Regions from separate parts of the Homo sapiens genome. Here region 1 is linked to region 2. Evidence: read pairs that join two places in POLR2A ChIA-PET (ENCODE). Cell type or tissue: GM12878. All regions are shown on one strand.

Region 1 (2,500 bases), 210 kb after region 2:
TTTTGTCTGTGTTCTTCACGGTCATTCAGGGACCCAGGCTGAGTGAGGCTCTATTTTGACACATGCTTCAAAGCCACCAAGTTCGGGGCTGGGTGTGGTTGCTCACGCCTGTAATCCCAGCGCTTTGGGAGGCCGAAGTGGGCAGATCACTTGAGGCCAGGAGTTTGAGACCAGCCTGGGCAACATGGTGAGACCCTCATCTGCACTAAAAATACAAAAAATTAGATGGGCATGGTGACAGGTGCCTGTAATCCCAGCTACTCAGGAGGCTGAGGCAGGACAGTTGCTCGAACCTGGGAGGTGGAGGTTGCCATGAGTGGAGATTGCGCCACTGCACTGCAGCTTGGGTGACAGAGCGACACTCTGTCTCAGTTAAAAACAAAACAAAACAAAACAAAACCCACCAAATTGGGAAAAGCGAAAGGTTAGAGTAAAACACGGGAAATTAAATGCTTTGTCCTAGGAGTGACACATATTACTTCCATGCACAACAGATTGACAAGACCTCATCACATGGCCCTATTGAATCTGGAAGTTCTGATTCCCCTGTGTTTGGAAGGAGACGAGGAACCACTGAGAAGCTCTAATGACTGTCCTGACAAATGGTCCCTAAAGCAGGTGTTACTTCTACTGGAGCAGCCTCTCTTCTTCCTCTCTGTAACAGATGTTGGCTGTTTTGGCCAGCCCAGCATCCATTTCCCCTTCCTCTGGGAAAAGCACCTCAGTTTTCCTTGGAAGAAATATCCCTCCCTTACCACCTTAGTTGCTGTCAATCAATGTGCCCTGCACATTGCTGTCTTAGATGTAGGCACGTGACTTGCAATTGACTAATCAGATTCTCTTATGGGAGTTTGGGACTTGAGCAGGCTGATCAAGGATGGGAGCGTTATTTGGAGCTAATTTGCCAAACCCAAGAGACTAAACATTACCTCATGTCTATACCTTCCAGAGTTTCACTCATCACCTCATTCCTCCCCTATCCTAAGTTGAGTTGGTCAACTTTCCTTTGATTCTGTGAGCAGAATCACCTTTTAGAATATTATTTATTTTCCTTATTTAGCCACAGTTGATTTCTGTTGCTTGCAATCAGAGAAGTCTGTCAATACCTCATAAGCATTGTTGGCAAAAATGTTCTAAGTCAGAGTTCTGATCATGTCACTTTTTTGCTAAAAATCTCTTGATGGCTTCCTGTTGTCTGTAGCTGGAGTCAGTAAACATTTTCTGTAAGGGGTCAGATAGTAAATATTTTATGTTTTGTGTGGTCTCTGGTGGTTACTCGCTCTGATGTTGTATCATGAAAGCAGCTACAGACAATAGGTAGACATATGGATATGGTTGTGTTCCAATAAAACTTTATTTACAAAAAAGTCATTGCTGACCTGTGGTCTCCAGAATAAAGTGAAACTTACTGTGGCGTAGAAGACCATATGTTGGTAGGGTGTGGTGGCTCACGCCTGTAATCCCAGCACTTTGGGAGGCCGAGGTGGGCTGATTACCTGAGGTCAGTAGTTCGAGACCATCCTGGCCAACATAGCAAAACCCTGTCTCTACTTAAAAATACAAAAATTACCCAGGTGTGGTGGTGCATGCCTGTGGTCCCAGCTACTCGGGAGGCTGAGGCAGGGAGGATCGCTTGAGCCTGAGAGGCAGAGGTTACAGTGAGCCAAGATTGAGCCACTGCACTCCAGTCTGGGCAACGGAGTGAGATTCCATCTCAAAAAAACCAAAACAACAACAAAAAGAAGCTCTTATGTCTGGCTGCAATTTTTCTTTTCTTTTTCTTTTCTTTTTTTTTTTTTGAGATGGAGTCTTGCTTTGTCACCCAGGCTGTAGCGCAATGGTGCAATCTCGGCTCACTGCAATCTCTACCTCCCGGGTTCAAGCAATTCTCCTGCCTCAGCCTCCCGAGTAGCTGGGATTACAGGCTCCGGTCACCATGCTTGGCTATGCAATTTTTCTAATTGTACATTTTACTCTACTTCCCTCCTCCTAGGCACTCTGTGCTCCAGTACCTTGGAATGCCCTGCCTTCCCCAATCACTCCTAAACTGCCTGTTCCCTTACTTTTGCTTGCACCGTGCCTCCTGACTGCAAATCCGTCTCCATCATCTGTCATTGTTTGCTGAAATCCAATTATCTTTCAGCATCAGCTCATTGCCACCTGTAGTGCACGTTGTATTTTTGTTGCTTTCCAGCTGTTAACTGCATCCTGACTTTGCTTTGCAGAGTCACCTCTCTCCCACTCAAGCCATGTGCTTTGGGTGCTCTTGCCATCTGCAAACGTGTCCCCAGTACTGCAGGGGTTGGCATGTTTCTCCTCTGGTCACAGTGATTAGGGGTGGCATGTGACCCAAACTGGCCCAAGGAGGCCAATCCCAAGACTTTTTGTGATAAATATTAGGAAAAATGTGCTCTCTTTCAACTGGGATTACTAGGCTGCTGGGGCATAAGGTGTAAGATAAAAATCGTTGGCTGGGCACGGTGGCTCATGCCTGTAATCC
Region 2 (2,500 bases):
TGGCTCATGCCTGTAATTCCAGCACTCTGGGAGGCCGAGGCAGGCAGATCACTTGAGGTCAGGAGTTCGAGACCTGACCAGCCTGGTCAACATAGTGAAACACCATCTCTACTAAAAACACAAAAATTAGCCGGGCATGGTGGCGTGCCTGTAATCCCAGCTACTCCAGAGGCTGAGACAGGAGAACACCGGAACCCAGGGGGTGAAGGTTGCAGTGAGCCGAGACTGCACCACTGCACTCCAGCCTGGGCGACAGAGTGGGACTCCGTCTCAAAACAACAAACAGTCAGGCATGGTGGCTCACGCCTGTAATTCTAGCACTTTGGTAGGCTGAGGCAGGCGGATCACAAGGTCAAGAGATTGAGACCATCCTGGCCAACATGATGAAACCCCATCTCTACGAAAAATACAAAAATTAGCTGGGCATGGTGGCGGGTGCCTGGTGGCGGGTGCCTGTAGTCCCAGCTACTCGGGAGGCTGAGACAGGAGAATAGCTTGAACCCGGAAAGTGGAGGTTACAGTGAGCCGAGGTCGTGCCACTGCACTCCAACCTGGCGAAAGAGGAGACTCCATCTCAGAAACAAACAAAACAACAACAACAAAGAATGCAATCTGTACTTTTCAACACCTACCCTTCATAGGACCTTGCTTGGTAAAGTAACCCCCACTGCAAAACCTGTAGGAAGAAGATATTTACAAAGGAATGTGCAAATTATATACAAAGCCACAAAAGTCCTTTACAAAAGCAATACACAAATAATTGAGTTGGGGGGAATTAAACAACTTTCTTGATTATCACTAGTCAAATTCAGATGGTCAATTGTCTTGATTCTCACTACAGGCTGAGTTTCCCGTATCTGAAACTTGGAACCAGAAGTGACTCAGGGTTTTTTGGATTTTGGAATACCTGTACATACATAATGAGATATCTTAGAGACTGGACCCAAGTCTAAACACAAAATACACTTATGTTTCATATACACCAGATACACATAGCCTGAAGATAGTTTTATACAGTACCTTAAAATGTGCATGAAACAAAGTTTTGACTGCATTTTGGACTGTGATCACTCACGTGAGGTCAAGAGTGGAATTTCCCACTTGTGGCATCATGTCAGTGCTGAAAGTTTCAGATTTTGAACATTTCAGATTTTGAATCTTCAGATTAGGGATGCTCAACCCATATATGGGTGTGTTTTTTTCTTTTAACCTTCAAGATAACCCATGAGTATCAAATGCTACCCATTATCCCTTTGTCACAATTTATAAACCAAGGCTTAGAAAAATGAAATACGGGCCAGGCGCGGTGGCTCATGCCTATAATCCCAGCACTTTGGGAGGCCGAGGCAGGTGGATCATGAGGTCAGGAGATAGAGACCACAGTGAAACCCCGTCTCTACTAAAAATACGAAAAAAATTAGCCGGGCGCGGTGGCAGGCGCCTGTAGTCCCAGCTACTCAGGAGGCTGAGGCAGGAGAATGGCGTGAACCCAGGAGGCAGAGCTTGCAGTGAGCCAAGATCGCGCCACTGCACTCCAGCCAGGGCAACACAGCAAGACTCCGTCTCAAAAAAAAAAAAAAAAAAAAAAAAAGAAGAAGAAAAATGAAATACAACAAAGGGAGCTTGGAATAGAATTACAAATTCAGAAGGTCTGACACCACATCACTCCAAGATCCTGTACTCCCAACCCTGTTCCAGTACTTTTCAAACTACTGATGACAACACATTAGCAGGGTGTCAAATCAATTTGGTGTATCAGGTTTTGTTTTGTTTTGAGATGGACTCTTGCTCTGTCACCCAGGATGGAGGGCAGAGGCGAGATCTTGGCTCACTGGAAGCTCTGCCTCCCGGGTTCAAGTGATTCTCCTGCCTCAGCCTCCCCAGTAGCTGGGATTATAGGCGCCCACCACCATACTCAGCTAATTTTTTTGTATTTTTAGTACAGACAGGGTTTCACCGTGCTAGCCAGGATGGTCTCCATCTCCCGACCTCGTGATCAGCCCGCCTCAGCCTCCCAAAGTGCTGGGATTACAGGAGTGAGCCACCGCACCCAGCCTACTGTATCAGCATTTTAAAATAGCTCAGTATAGGCTGAGTGCGGTGGCTCACTCCTGTAATCCCAGCACTTTGGGAGGCCAAGATGAGATCACTTGAAGCCAGGAGTTCGAGACCAGCCTGGCCAACATATACACTGGCCAACATATACATATATGTCTCTACTAAATACACAAAAAAGGTAGCTGGGCGTGGTGGCACACACTTGTAATCCCAGTTACTTGAGATGCTGAGGTGGGAGAATCACTTGAACCCAGGAGGTGGAGGTTGCCAAGATCGCACTCGTGCACTCCAGACTGGGCAACAGAGGGAGACTCCGTCTCAAAAAAAAAAAAAAGATATATATATAGTTGTATGGGTATATGTATACTAGGTCACAATGTAAACCGCATTTCTTACTGTGGGATGCAATAAAAATATTTGAAAAGCATGACTCTGATCTATA

Evidence for each region. ChIA-PET counts read pairs that join two places held together with the same protein. Peaks named below come from ENCODE experiments on the same cell type or tissue, not always from the same donor. Only the 100,000 strongest peaks of a DNase experiment are listed, where the experiment ranks them.
Region 1: POLR2A ChIA-PET joins it to region 2 with 6 read pairs; 27 of 35 experiments call an interaction of 5 or more read pairs at or near these places.

Annotation. Positions count from the first base shown.
Region 1 is chr12:123,571,811-123,574,310 of GRCh38, forward strand. No RefSeq gene overlaps it. Among named protein-coding and RNA genes, the nearest start is that of TMED2-DT, 11 kb to the right of the region's middle. In GM12878, no CTCF peak of the experiment used is centred here; no DNase peak of the experiment used is centred here.
Region 2 is chr12:123,357,177-123,359,676 of GRCh38, forward strand. The region is part of intron 1 of SBNO1 (strawberry notch homolog 1); the gene reads right to left. Among named protein-coding and RNA genes, the nearest start is that of MIR8072, 6.4 kb to the right of the region's middle. In GM12878, no CTCF peak of the experiment used is centred here; a DNase peak (open chromatin) is centred at 1,005; H3K4me3 peaks cover 294 bases; H3K27ac peaks cover 460 bases.